Linked DNA regions of Homo sapiens: region 2 is linked to region 1. The links are chromatin loops, found by intact Hi-C in ENCODE. Cell type or tissue: mammary epithelial cell. All regions are shown on one strand. Links, peaks and the distances in the headings refer to the core of each region. The heading gives the core; the rest is flanking DNA. Region 1 overlaps DAAM1 (dishevelled associated activator of morphogenesis 1). Region 2 has its middle 58 kb from the start of GPR135.

Region 1 (7,787 bases), core at 1,272-6,271:
TAAATCAGTAAAAATAAGACAGGTAACTCAATAAAAATGGGCAAAAGATTTGAACAAACATTTCACAAAAGAACATGTATGAATGGCCAGTAAACATGTGAAAAGTTATATTTAGCACCAGTTGTCATTAGGAAAACGTAAACTAAAACTGCATTGAGATCGTACTTAACAGAAACTAGAAGAGCTAAAATTTAAAAAAACAGCACCAAGTGTTGATGAGAATGTGGAGTAACTGGAACTGCCGTGTATTGCTGACATGAGTATAAGATGGTACCACTAGATTCTAAGGTGTTAAGTGTTACTTCAATGTATACCTTTGCCAAACTCAAAAACTGTATACTTAACATGTGTACATTTCACTGTATGTGCATTTCACCTCAAATAATAGGCTTTAATCTTTAAAATGCATTGGGCATGTGCCATGGCCCATGCCTGTAATCTCAGCACTTTGGGAGGCTGAGGCTGGAGGATGACTTGAGCACAGGAGGTCAAGGTTACAGTGAGCTATGATCACACCACTGCACTCCAGCCTGGATGACAGAGAGAGACCCTATCTCTAAACAATAAAATAATCAAATAATCCTCACTATATCTTGAAATATCCCTTCCCTTCCTCCCTCCCAGCTTCCCCATCTTCTCTACTTTCTGCACACCTTCCTTTTTTTTTTTTTTTTTTTTTTTCATTTCTGCTATGTCAGACTGCTTTTAAGTACTGATGCAAAGATGAATAGAACAAATTGAGTTCGCGTCTTTTGGGAACGAGTTCACAATGAGAGTCAGACGTACCAATAACATATAGCAATGTGATAAATTCCACAAAGTACAGAGGAGCTACTCATCCCCAGAAAGGCAGGATAGGCTACCTGGAGGGAATAGCTGATGCCTTGTAAAAGCTTATATGAATAGGATTGCCTCTTAGACATGGTGGGCCCTTGGAAAAGGGGAACAGCATGTGCAAACTTTCAGAAGTTGGCAACTTGTGATCAGAGGTAATAGTTTTAAGTGCTATCATTTTTTCTAAGAAAAAGGGCATGAGTTACTGTTATTGTTTTTATTTTCTCTCCTCCTCTCCCCTTTCCCTCTGTTCCCTGTTTCCTATTAGCCCTTCAGAATGCAAATATAACCTGTCACCTTCCCCTCACCAGACATTTCCTGCAGGATGAGTTCTTCTTACTGTCTGTCCCAAGACAGATTTCTCTGCAAGAGTTGACAGTCGACTTGCAAACCAAAACATACCTGCTATGGAACGTTCACCTCTAGGGAATAACGTTAGATCTTCCACCCTCGGGGGGTTGCCTCAGGACTTTCATCTACCAGGAGGACATATCAAAAGTATGCCGGCTTGGCCACTTTTACAACTTATTTCTGCTCAGAAAGGCACCAACTCAACTGTTCAGTAGATAAGACACCAGGCTAGCAGGGGGACCCCTTGCCCTTGCTCACTACCCCCTTACCTTATAAAGATGTCTGTTTTCTGCTCCAAAGGTGAAGTGGCGTATTTAAAGGCAGGACGCTTTGTGCCCCTTCCCCAAGCTAGCTTTGGAGTAAATTCACTTGCCTTGTATCAGACCTTACTCTTGTTAATTGGACTTCGCATGCAGTGAGCAATTAACCTGCTTTTTGGATACACTAGAAGGTGCTGCTGTTGGAGGAGGAGGAGGAGGAGGAGGAGGAGGGGAGGTGGGAAGGTCAGCAAAAGCCATGTCATGAAGGGACCTTTACCTGCTAAGGAATTTGGACTTTATCTTGGAAAGAATGGGAACCTGTAAAGCTTTCTATCACCTTGTCTTCCTAACTAGATTATAAATTCCTTGAAATCAGGATCTGTTATTCATCTTTGTATTCTTTATAACGTCTGGCCCTGGTCCTGGAATGGGTAGGACAGTGAGTAAGTGTTGATTGATCTTGTAAGGCTGTGATAGTTTCTTAGAGTCCTGCCTGCTTGATTCAGCCATATTATGAAATCAAAATGAGTCAGAGCAGAGATACTTTTGGAATGGAGGGGTAGGGATCTTATTATTATTATACCCTGGTCATTGTGCCTAGGCTCTCCCAGTTATTATCGAATTTAATCTGTGTAACTCTCCTCACTCAGAATCCACTAATCCAGATTGCTCATAGGATAAAGAATTAAGTTCACAGTGGCTTTCAAGGCTGCTGTTCATTGTCTGCAGTGCTTTCTACCTCTTTACTTCTTATGTACCTCTAAGCTCTGTATATTTCCTGGGGAAAGCCTTCACTGTCCCACCTTTCCCCATAACAAGTGGGCTCTCAGAACTCAACTTAGTGTGTAACATGTTCCCTCATAATGGAATTTTCCGTAAAAAACCCTCATTGCTTCCCTGATTGTTCATTGTGTTGATCATTCTTGAGTTAGTGTGACTATTTGATTTCCCCTCCATCTGCATGAGGATTGAGCTCCATGATAGCTTTTTGAACCCTGTGCCTATCACAATGCCTGGAATTTAATAGATAGATATTCAACAACATTTTTTTGATAGATGACTATCAGGAATATATGACTATTCTGTCTTCAGATGAAGAAATTGAAGTTCAGAGGCTGAGTCACTTGTGCAAGGTTACGTAAGCCATAAAGCCAGATGTGGAACTCAGGGATATCTGATAACAAATCCCACTCTTTTTGCTAAGAGACACTCAGTAGATGGATGCATTTTGATGTTTGTATCAGTGTCGTGATTTTGCCTACCTGTGTTGACAGAATGAACAGTGTGGTGGTGAAGAACATGGGCTGTGTAACCAGACAGTCTAGACTCGAGTTCTTCCTCCACTGTTTACCAGCTTTGTTGCCTTGAGCAAGCTACTTAATCCTCTCTGACTCAGTTTTCTGGAAAACAGTATAATAATATGACCTACTTTATAGGATTGTTGTAAGGATACACTATATTCATCAATATAAAACACTACTATTAAGAACATAGAAAGTGCTCAATAATTGTTAGCTATTACTATTAGCAGTACCCATTTATTCCTTTCCATTTTCTTACTGTAATCCAAAATCATATGCAGAGACCCTACAGTAATTTTTTTTTGCTCAGTGAAAATTATCTTCCTGCATGAAATACCTGCCCCTAATTCCTAGTTCATATGTGTTCTTTCAATTCAGAATTGGTCATTTCTGCATCTCAGCAGAAGCAGAAGTTATCTACCTGTGACAGCAAAACATATTAAAACCCTTTGCTTTGAATTTCTAGGTTTTAGGAATCACATGTTTCTTCACACCTCTGCTCAGTTAACAAAAACTGTGCTGTAGTGAAGTAAAGGATGCACTCTTAATAGTACAGTTCTCTCTCACACAAACCAAATGTTACCCCCAAAACTAAGCAAGTTACTATTGAACTGTTTGAATAATTGACCTGATTGTTGAGAAGTGATTTATGTCACCATTATTTTCCCATTCATCAATAGTTAAGTGCAGGTATGAATAACAGGAAATTAAAAAGGAAGAAAAATAATTACTTCACATATATAATAGCTGTATGCCAAAATTCTAACATTTTAAACATGTTCCCTCATAATGGAATTTTCTGTAAAAAATCCCTCATTGCTTCTCTGGTTGTTCATTGTGTTGAAATTCTTAATAGCTAGTTTTTGTGGTTAGGGAGTAATACTGTATGTGTGTGTTTTTGTGATGTAACTGTTTACCTTGCCCTTGAAAGTAGCAATTGATTTGTGTTTAAATGATGAAATAACAACAGTACAGTTGCCACCTCTGTGTCAGGCATTACTGCATGCTTAGTTGATTTGCCAATCCTCACAACAGCCTTGCAAGAGAAATGATGTACCTCTCCTGGAGATGAGGATATAGAGGCTTAAAAAGATCATGAACTTCCCAAAGGAACTAGCATATTTTAGGCCATGACTAGGCACTGGAGGTGTGGGTGTTAACAAGATACTGTGTAAGGTGATAACTAGAAGCAAGCCTGGCAAACTCAGTTGGGATTATAAATGGAAGACATCAAAGACAGGCCGATGAGTGGAGAATTAATTTTGCAGGCAATGTGGAACTAATAAAGTTTTTTGAACTGGGAGCTCAAAACAGCACAGGTGCTCCATTTTTAAGGCAGTGGTTCTAAAATGTGGTCTTAGGACCAGCAGCAACACCTGGGAACTTACTGAAAATGCAGTGTCGTGTACCTTTTCCTCCCTGTTCAATCCTAAATGCTGGATGATAAGTGATTTAAGGAACCTTCCTGGTGATTCTGATGCTTGCTCATGTTTGAGAACCACTTCTTTAGGAGAAATCTGGCCATGTTCAGCAGAATTGGAAAGACAAAGAGGAACACTGGGAGGCTATAGCCAGAAGCCAAGGAGAGGTTATTAGGACATAAGTGTTCGTGGTTTCAGTGAGAATGAAAGGGAAAATCAAAGGGGAAAAAAATGAGGTTTTTCAGGGAAGAAATAACAGGACTTGATGACTAAATAGAGGTGGGAATATAAGATGTGAAGTCAGTATCCTAAGCCTACATGTCCATGAGTATTATAGAACTGCAGATATATGCAAGAGCCATTCAGAGGGGGACTTTTAAAATATTCCTTGGAGATCTAAATCTTACTGTGTTTAATTTACATATTTTATTGAAATGGCTAAAATGTCAGATGTAGAATTTCAGAATCTGATGGCAAGGAAGCTCATTTAGATACAAGAGAAGGTTGAAACCCAATCCAAGGAAAACAGTAAAATGATCCTGGAGTTGAAAGATGAAATAACCATTTTTAAGAAAGAACCAAACTGAACTTCTGGAAATAAAAAAATCACTACAGGAATTTCAAAATACAATTGGAAGCATTAACAACAGAATAGACCAAACTGAGGAAGGAATCTCAGAGCTTGAATACCATTCCTTTGAAGTAACACAGGCAGACAAAAATAAAGAATGAAAGAATGTAAAAAAAGAATGAAACTTCAAAAATATGGGATTATGTGAATGCCTGTATTTATTGGCATTTCAGAAAGAAAAGAGAGATCAAGCAACTTGGAAAATATATTTGAGGATGTAGTCAACGAAAATTTCCCCAGTCTCACTAGAGGGGTTGACGTGCAAATTCAAGAAATTCAGAGAACTCCTATGAGAAACTATGCAGGGTAACCATCCCTAAGACACATAGTCATCAGATTCTCCAAGGTCAATGAAAAAGAAAAATCTTAAAGGCAGCTAGAGAGAAGGGGAAGGTCACTTACAAAGGAAACCCCATCAAGCTAACAGTGGACCTTTCGGCAGAAACCTTATAAGCCAGAAGAGATTCAGGGACTATTTTCAATATCCTTAAAGAAAAGAAATTCCAACCAAGAATTTCATATCCTGCGAAACTAAGCTTCATAAAGTGAAGGAGAAACAAAATCGTTTTCAGACAAGCAAATGCTAAGGGAACTTGTTGCAATTAGACCTGCGTTACAAGATCTACTAAAGGGAGTGCTAAATATGGAAATGAAAGAACAATACCTGCCATGATAATGAAGTCTACATATGCACATACAATCAAGTCTACATAACAACCAGCTAACGGCACAATGAAAGGATCAAATCCTCACATATTAATATGGATTCTGAATGTAAACAGGCTAAATGTCCCGCTCAAAAGGCATGGAGTAGCAATTTGGATAAAGAAGCAAGACCCACTGTCTGCTGCCTTCAAGAGACCCATCTCACAAGTAATGGTGCTGATAGGCTCAAAGTAAAAGAAGTGTCAGGAAAGTGGAAAACAAAAAAGAACATGGGTTGCTATTCTTGTATCTGATAAAACAGATTTTAAACCAACAATGATCAAAAAGGACAAAGAAAGGCATTGCATAATGATAAAGGGCCCAAGCCAACAAGAAGACTTAACTATCCTAAATATATACATACCCAATATTGGAGCACCCAGATTCATAAAACAGGATTTTAGAGACCTACAAGAGATTTAGAGAACCAAACAGTGATACTGGGGGACTTCAACACCCTACCAACAGTGTTAAACAGATCATTGAGGCAGAAAACTAACAGAGATATTCTAGACTTAAACTCAGTGCTTGGCCAATTGGACCTAATAGACATCTACAGAACACTCCATCCAACAACAATAGAATATATATTTTGCTCATCTCACATGGCACATACTCTAAGATCAACCACATATTCAGCCATAAAACAAATCTCAGCAAATTCAGAAAAATCAAAATCATACCAATCACACTCTTTGACCACAGTGGAATAAAAATGGAAATCAATACCAAGAAGATCTATCAAAACCATAAAAATCACATGGAAGTTAAACAACCTGCTCCTGAAAGACTTTTGGGTAAAGAATGAAATTAAGGCAAAAGTATAAAAATTTTTTTTTAAATCCTTGAAATTAATGACGACAAAGACAAAATATACCAGAATTTTTGGGACATAGCTAAAGCAGGGTTAAGAAGAAAGTCTGTTGTGCTAAACACCTACATCAAAAAGTTAGATCTCAAATTAACCTAATGATGCACCTACAGGAACTAGAAAAACAAGAGCAAGTCAACTCCAAAGCTAGCAGGAGAAAAGAAATAACCAAAATCAGAGCTAAACTGAATGAAATTGAGATGTGAAAATTCATACAAAAAGTCAGCAAACCAAAAATTTAATCTTTCTTGGAAAGATTAAACAAGATTTATAGACTGCTAGCTAGATTAATAAGGGAAAAAGCAGAGAAAATCTAAATAAACACAGTCAGAAATGACAAAGGTAACATTACAACTGACCCCACGGAAACAAACAAAAAAATCCTTAGAGACTGTTACGAACACCTCTGTGCACACAAACAAGGTGTTTAAGAAATGGATACATTCCCAGAAACACACAGCCTCCCAAGTTTGAACCAGGAAGAAATTTAAGTCATGAACAGACCAATAATGAGTTCTGAAATTAAATCAGTAATACAAAAAAATACCTACCAACCAGAAAAAAGCCCTGGACTAGATAGATTCACAGCTGAATTCTACCAGATATATGAAGAAGAGCTAGTACCAATCCTACTGAAATTATTCCAAAAATTCAAAGAGAAGGGACTCCTCCCTAACTCTCTAAAACCAGCATCACCCTGATACCAAAGACTGGCAGAGACACAAGAAAAAAAGAGAAAAATTCAGGCTAATATCTCTGATGAAGGTAGATGCAAGAATCCTCAGCAAAGTACTAGCTAACCAAATCCAGCAGCACATCAAAAAGTTAATTCACCACAATCAAGTAGGCTTTATTCCTGATATGCAAAGTTGGTTTAACATATGCCAATCAATAAACGTGATTCACCACATAAACAGAATAATAAAAACCTTTGATCATCTCTATAGATGCAGAAGAGGCCTTTGATAAAATTCAGCATCCCTTCATGTTAAAAAAAATCTTCAACAAATTAGGCATCAAAGGAACATACCTCAAAATAGCAAGAGCCATCTATGACAAACCCACAGCCAGCATCATACTGAATGGACAAAAGCTGGAAGCCTTCCCTTTGAGAACTAGAATAAGACAAGTATGCCCATTCTCACCACTTCTATGCAACGTGGTATTGGAATTGCTAGCCAGAGCAAATAAGCAAGAGAAAGAAATAAAAGGCTTCAAAATAAGAGAGGAAGTCAAACTGTGTCTCTTTATGATGTGTTTCTATACCTAGAAAACCCCATAGACTCTGCCAGAAGGTTTCTAGAACTGATAAACAACTTTAGTACAGTTACAGGATGCAAAACCAATGTGGAAAAATCAGTAGCATTTTTATACACCAATAACATTCAAGTTCAGACCTACATAAAGAACAAA
Region 2 (7,787 bases), core at 1,400-6,399, 120 kb after region 1:
AGACTAGGATTGCAACCCCTGCTTTTTTTTTGCTTTTATTTGCTTGGTAGATCTTCCTCCATCCCTTTATTTTGAGCCTATGTGTGTCTCTGCATATGAGATGGGTCTCCTGAATACAGCACACTGATGGGTCTTGACTCTTTATCCAATTTGCCAGTCTGTGTCTTTTAATCAGGGCATTTATCCCATTCACATTTAAGATTAATATTGTTATGTGTGAATTTGATCCTATCATTATGATGCTAGCTGGTTATTTTGCTCGTTAGTTAATGCAGTTTCTTTCTAGCATTGATGGTCTTTACAATTTGGCATGTTTTTGCAGTGGCTGGTACTGGTTGTTCCTTTCCATATTTAGTGCTTCCTTCAGGAGCTCTTGTAAGGCAGGCCTGGTGGTGACAAAAATCTCTCAGCATTTGCTTGTCTGTAAAGGATTTTATTTCTCCTTCACTTATGAAACTTAGTTTGGCTGGATATGAAATTCTGGGTTGAAAATTATTTTCTTTAACAATGTTGAATATTGGCCCCCACTCTTTTCTGGCTTATAGAGTTTCTGCTGAGAGATCCGCTGTTAGTCTGATGGGCTTCCCTTTGTGGGTAACCCGACCTTTCTCTCTGGCTGCCCTTAACATTTTTTCCTTCATTTCAACCTTGGCAAATCTGACAATTATGTGTCTTGGGGTTGCTCTTCTCGAAGAGTATCTTTGTGGTGTTCGCTGTATTTCCTGAATTTGAATGTTGGCCTGCCTTGCTAGGTTGGGGAGGTTCTCCTGGATAATATCCTGCAGAGTGTTTTCCAACTTGGTTCCATTCTCCCCGTCACTTTCAGGTACACCAATTAAGCGTAGATTTGGTCTTTTCACATAGTCCCATATTCCCTGGAGGCTTTGTTCATTTCCTTTTACTCTTTTTTTTTTTCTAAACTTCTCTTCTCACTTTATTTCATTAATTTGATCTTCCATCACTGATACCCTTTCTTCCACTTCATTGAATCGGCTACTGAAGCTTGTGCATGCATCATGTAGTTCTCATGCCATGGTTTTCAGCTCCATCAGGTCATTTAAGGTCTTCTCTACACTGTTTATTCTAGTTAGCCATTCATCTAATCTTTTTTTCAAGGTTTTTAGCTTCCTTGCAATGGGTTCAAACATCCTCCTTTAGCTCAGAGAAGTTTGTTATTACTGACCTTCTGAAGCCTACTTCTGTCAACTCATCAAATCATTCTCCATCCAGCTTTATTCCATTGCTGGCGAGGAGTTGTGATCCTTTGGAGGAGAAGAGGCACTCTGGTTTTTAGAATTTTCAGCTTTTCTGCTCTGGTTTCTCCCCATCTTTGTGGTTTTATCTACCTTTGGTCGTTAATGTTGGTGACCTACAGATGGGGTTTTGGTGTGGATTTCCTTCTTGTTGATGTTGATGCTATTCCTTTCTGCTTTTTAGTTTTCCTTCTAACAGTCAGGTCCCTCAGCTGCAGGTCTGTTGGAGTTTGCTGGAGGTCCACTCCAGACGCTGTTTGCCTGGGTATCACCAGCAGAGGCTGCAGAACAACAAAGATTGCAAAACAGCAAATATTGCTGCCTGATCCTTCCTCTGGAAGCTTCGTCCCAGAGAAGCACCCACCTGTATGAGGTGTCAGTTGGCCCCTATTGGAAGGTGTCTCTCAGTCAGGCTACACGGGGATCAGGGACCCACTTGAGGAGGCAGTCTGTCCGTTCTCAGAGCTCAAACACTGTGCTGGGAGAACCACTGCTCTCTTCAGAGCTGACAGACAGGGACATTTAAGTCTGCAGAAGTTTCTGCCACCTTTTGTTCAGCTATGCCCTGCCTCCAGAGGTGGAGTCTACAGAGGTAGCCAGCCTTGGTGAGCTGCAGTGGGCTCCACTCAGTTCGAACTTTCCCAGCTGCTTTGTTTACCTACTCAAGCCTCAGCAATGGTGGACGCCCCTCCCCCTGCCAGGCTGCTGCCTTGCAGGTTGATCTCAGTCTGCTGCACTAGCAGTGAGTAAGGCTCCATGGGCATGGGACCCACTGAGCCAGGCACGGGATATAATCTCCTGGTGTGCCATTTGCTAAGACCATCAGAAAAGCACAGTATTCAGGCGGGAGTGTCCCATTTTTCCAGGTACAGACAGTCACAGCTTCCCTTGGCTAAGAAAGGGAAATCCCCTGACCCCCTGTGCTTCCCGGGTGAGGCAATGCCCCACACTGCTTCAACTTGGGTGAAGCATCCCAGATCGACTTCAGACTGCTGTGCTGACAATGAGAATTTTTTTTATTATTTTTTATTTTTATTATACTTTAAGTTCTACAGTATTTCAAGCCAAAGGATCTTAGCTTGCTGGGCTCCATGAGGGTGGGATCTGCTGAGCTAGACCACTTGGCTCCTTGGCTTCAGCCCCCTTTCCCAGGGAGTGAACAGTTCTGTCTCACTGGCATTCCAGGCACCACTGGCGAATGAAAAAAAAAAACTCCTGCAACTAGCTCGGTGTCTGCCTAAACGGCAGCCCAGTTTTGTGCTTGAAACCCGGGGCCCTGGTGGTGTAGGCACCTGAGGGAATCTCCTGGTCTGCAGGTTGTGAAGACCGTGGGAAAAATGTAGTATCTAGGCCAGAATGCACCATTCTTCACAGCACAATCCTTCACGGCTTCCCCTGGCTAGGGGAGGGAGTTCCCTGACCCCTTGCACTTCCTGGGTGAGGCTACCTCCCCACCTTGCTTTGGGTCACCTTCCATAGGCTGCACCCACTGTCTAACCAGTCCCAATGAGATGAGGCAGGTACCTCAGTTGGAAATGCAGAAATCACCCACCTTCTGCATTGATCTTGCTGGGAGCTGCAGACTGGAGCTGTTCCTATTCAGCCATCATACCAGCAACTCCTAGACATTTCTTTATGTCCTTGAAACATTTTCAGGGAGATGGCAATGCCTGTCTGAAGCATTAGTGCTACAGATGTGGGCTTGGAATGAACCTGGGAGTGTCTGGACTCCCGGAAGGATTGAAGTCTATCAACTATCTTTGAGAACCAGAGTGAAAACAAAGAAGCAAGGTCTATTGTGTATAATCTGCTATCACTGTGTTGTCATTTCCTGAGCCACGTTCTTATCAGCAGTGGCTCTGTTGCCAAATTTCAATTCAAAAGAGCGTTACAAGGTGAAAAAAAAATCCAAATTTTTAGTAGTATTTCCTAGGTAGTAAACACAGGATTTCCTGCATCCGAAATGACTTCAACAAATTGCCTGTTCCTTCAAACGTGATCTGTTGACAAATTTGGACTCTGTTCCTTTAGGTACAGATAAGCTTACTGATGGAAAACTCCTCCAGCTGAGCAAGGGATTTTTGCCAGCTATCCTGCTCTAACAGGCCTGGGAGCCACAGGAATGAGTTTTCATTTCAAATGGATTTCTATTTGGCGTTAATATTTTGTGTGTTTACATCTTGTCTCCCCATGTAGAATATACAATCCATAAGTGTTGGAATCACTCTTCTCTTCTGAGAGCTCAGGCAGGCAGCATGGTGATGAATAAAAAGGAAGGTAGGTGGTAAATAAATGCTTTTGGTTCATTGGTTTAAGAAATAATAAGATGGAAGACTTCTGAAGGATTGACTCAATTTCTGAATACTGGCATTTGTTTCTGGTAGGGAAAGACAGACTTTCCAACTCACAATCTCCACAGGAAGGATGCTCTGTTGACAAAGGGGCAGGAATCTCCCCCTCTCAGATATAATTCTGGTAACACCAGGATAATTTGTAAATCTGCATTAGAAACAGCTCTTTTCCCTATTTCCCATTCTTAATAAAGTGCTTGTGATGAACTGAGTGAAATTCTCTCCCCAGACTTCAGTCACTCTTTGTTTTAAAATCCTCCGTTAGTGCGTTGCTTGCGGAAGCATGTGGTTTCACAATTCCCAGTACACATTTTTGCCCTGAAACTCATTTTTACTTTAGTCATCACAATGATGTACCAGGGAGTCATAGCAACCACTCCAGTTTGCCAAAGGACAGAGAATAGACAGGATATAATCAAAATTCTACAGAAATATACTATTCATGCCATTATATGGAAGTCACCAAGGAGGAAACCTTTCCAGAAAAAGCTAGGGTAAATCTTCAGAGTGAGCCTTGTAATGCATCTTCTATAATGGTTCTCCAGTTGCTGTCGAATACAGCAATGTCCAGGTATGTAATGTGTCCAGTTACATACCTGGACACATCCATGTGAGACACTTTTGGGCTCACAGAGCACAAATCTGTAGCTTCATTGAATTTTCACTGTTCATTTTGTTAGTCTCCTGGGCTTGGTTGTTGAGAACCCAAGAATATATATCTGTTCCCATGCCTCCAAGCTTCAGTGAATTAATGAAAATGAGCTCATTAAAATATGACCATATAAATTTCCATGATTAACATTTGAGAGGGAATTCCTTTACAGAAAAATAGTACTAACTGCCACTTATTAAGGCCAGGCACTGAAACAAGCATTTCCCACAGAACAACCCAATAAAACCCCCAACGAAGTATTTTTGGTCATATTTTACAGATGAGGAAACAGAAGCTCAGGAAAATTAAGATATTTAATCGAGGTCATACATAATTTAATTGTGATCTAACTGGAACTCTGGGCTCTTAACAAATACTGAATAAAAAAGAACCACAAAAGAAACTGCCATTATCTCCTTAATTTTTTTTGTCTTCTATGTTAATGCTGCTATTTTACAAGTTTAAATCTTGAAATGAGAACAGAGCCTGCAGCTAGTTCTCTGGAGCCAAGGCATCACTTTGGTTCTCAAATGGGAATTCTTTAATGATTGAACAGTAGAAGTATGGAACAGCCATAGAATCCTGGGCTTGGAGGGGACCTCAAAGGCACTATACTGGACACTTGATTTTTTATTCTCCTAACATCCCTCTTTTCTGCTAACCATCCCCTGCCTGATCAGATGAGCAATCAAAATGTCCCACACCCCCAGACCAAGGGATAGACATGTGACCCAAGCAAGGCAATCAGCACTGAGGAACACCAAGTCTGGTCCTGATGACAACTCCTGAAGAGACTGCCCTTTTAGTTCCTGTGTCTCCAAACCCAGGAGCTTCCCTGATTCTGGTTTCCTTTCTGAAGCTTAATTCTTCAGCTTTCCTAGCAATTTTGAAAACTGGCCAAAGTCAGATTCTGTTGTTTGCAAGTGAAGGTCCTAACTGATGCAAATGACTAATCTGGGGTCTTCATAGGGCTGATGAGCCAGATAAGCAAGACACTGGGTCCCCATTTCTGCTTAAGCAAAAGCGATCTGTGTGAACCAAGGGTTTTGTTATTAAAGAAAAACTTGAAATGTCACTAATCTAGTCCAAGCACCCTCAGTCTCCGGTAGCTCAATTATGATCATCCAGCCCAGCCCTTAGATCCTTTAATTTTGTTTTTTATACTAATTTATTTTGAAAATTAACTAAAATGCCAAGAATGAGAAAATGACACCTAAGGAATCCCTTTAATTGTCCAAAAATTTGTACCCAGTCAAGAGACAGACTGGGAAATAATTGCCATCTGAACTCACCTATTGACAACTTTTTCAAACCTACTTCCAAATCACATCTGAACTTTCCTTTAAATAACTTATTTATTTATTTTTGAGATGTAGTCTTGCTCTTGTAACCCAGGCTGGGGTGCAATGGCATGATCTCAGCTCACTGCAAACTTCACCTCCCAGGTTCAAGTGATTCTCCTGCCTCAGCCTCCCAAGTAGCTGGGATTACAGGCACCCACCACCATGCCTGGCTGATTTTTGTATTTTTATTAGAGACAGGGTTTCGCCATGTTGGCCAGGCTGGCCTCGAACTCCTGACCTCGTGATCCACCCACCTCAGCCTCCCAAAGTGCTGGGATTACAGACGTGAGCCACTGCGCCTAGCCTAGATAACTTATTATTGTCAATATGGCCGGAAGGGAGGTTCCAAGATGGCCGAATAGGAACAGCTCCAGTCTACAGCTCCCAGTGTGAGCAACGCAGAAGACAGGTGATTTCTGCATTTCCAACTGAGGTACTGGGTTCACCTCACTGGGGGCATGTCGGACAGTGGGTGCAGGACAGTGGGTGCAACGCACCAAACGTGAGCCGAAGCAGGGCAAGGCATCGCCTCACCCGGAAAGCGCAAGGGGTCAGGGAATTCCCTTTCCTAGCCAAGGGAAGGGGGGACAAATGGCAGCTGGAAAATTGGGTCACTCCCACCCTAATACTGCACTTTTCCGACGGTCTTAGCAAACGGCACATCAGGAGATTATATCCCGCGCATGGCTCAGAGGGTCCTACGCCCACGGAGCCTCGCTCATGGCTAGCACAGCAGTCTGAGATCGAACTGCAAGGTGGCAGCAAGGCTGGGGGAGGGGCACCCACAATTGCTGAGGCTTGACTACGTAAACAAAGCAGCACAGAAGCTCAAACTGGGTGGAGCCCACCGCAGCTCAAGGAGGCCTGCCTGCCTCTGTAGACTCCACCTCTGGGGGTAGGGCATAGCCGAACAAAAGGCAGCAGAAACCTCAGCAGATTTAAATGTCCCTGTCTGACAGCTTGGAAGAGAGTAATGGTTCTCCCAGCATGGAGTTTGAGATCTGAGAACAGACAGACTGCCTCCTCAAGTGGGTCCTGGACCCCACGAGTAGCCTAACTGGGAGGCACCTCCCAGTAGGGGCAGACTGACACCTCACATGGCCGGGTACTCCTCTGAGATGAAACTTCCAGAGGAACAATCAGGCAGCAACATTTGCTGTTCAACAATATTCACTGTTCTGCAGCCTCTGCTGCTGATACCTAGGCAAACAGGGTCTGGAGTGGACCTCCAGCAAACTCCAACAGACCTGCAGCTGAGGGTCCTGACTGTTAGAAGGAAAACTAAAAAACAGAAAGGACATCCACACCAAAACCCCATCTGTACCTCACCATCATCAAAGACCAAAGGTAGATAAGACCACAAAGATGGGGAAAAAACAGAGCAGAAAAACTGAAAATTCTAAAAATCAGAGCACCTCTCCTCCTCCAAAGGAACACAGCTCCTCACCAGCAATGGAACAAAGCTGGATGGAGAATGACTTTGACAAGCTGAGAGAAGAAGGCTTCAGATGGTCAAACTTGTCTGAGCTAAAGGAGGAAGTTTGAACCCAACGCAAAGAAGTTAAAAACCTTGAAAAAAGATTAGATGAACGGCTAACTAGAATAACCAATGCAGATAAGTCCTTAAAGGACCTGATGGAGCTGAAAACCATGGCAGGAGAACTACATGATGAATGAACAAGCTTCAGTAGACAATTCAATCAAATGAAAGAAAGGGTATCAGTGATGGAAGATGAAATGAATGAAATGAAGCAAGAAGAGAAGTTTAGAGAAAAAAGAACAAAAAGAAACGAACAAAGCCTCCAAGAAATATGGGACTATGTGAAAAGACCAAATCTACGCTTAATTGGTGTACCTGAAAGTGACGGGGAGAATGGAACCAAGTTGGAAAACACTCTGAAGGATATTATCCAGGAGAACTTCCCCAACCTAGCAAGGCAGGCCAACATTCAAATTCAGGAAATACAGAGAACACCACAAAGATACTCCTCAAGAAGAGTAACTCCAAGACACATAATTGTCAGATTCGCCAAGGTTGAAATGAAGGAAAAAATGTTAAGGGCAGCCAGAGAGAAAGGTCGGGTTACCCACAAAGGGAAGCCCATCAGACCAACAGCTGATCTCTCGGCAGAAACTCTACAAGCCAGAAGAGAGTGGGGGCCAAAATTCAACATTCTTAAAGGAAAGA

Evidence for each region. Hi-C counts contacts between places; a loop is a spot of excess contacts. Peaks named below come from ENCODE experiments on the same cell type or tissue, not always from the same donor. Only the 100,000 strongest peaks of a DNase experiment are listed, where the experiment ranks them.
Region 2: it touches region 1 in a loop (8-fold over the local background); 2 of 110 quality-filtered maps call a loop at or near these places.

Annotation. Positions count from the first base shown.
Region 1 is chr14:59,279,878-59,287,664 of GRCh38, forward strand. The region is part of intron 2 of DAAM1 (dishevelled associated activator of morphogenesis 1); the gene reads left to right. Among named protein-coding and RNA genes, the nearest start is that of DAAM1, 95 kb to the left of the region's middle. In mammary epithelial cell, for the core only: no CTCF peak of the experiment used is centred there; DNase peaks (open chromatin) are centred at 1,944, 2,664 and 3,694; H3K27ac peaks cover 3,104 bases.
Region 2 is chr14:59,403,515-59,411,301 of GRCh38, forward strand. No RefSeq gene overlaps it. Among named protein-coding and RNA genes, the nearest start is that of GPR135, 58 kb to the right of the region's middle. In mammary epithelial cell, for the core only: no CTCF peak of the experiment used is centred there; DNase peaks (open chromatin) are centred at 3,347 and 3,927; H3K27ac peaks cover 2,082 bases.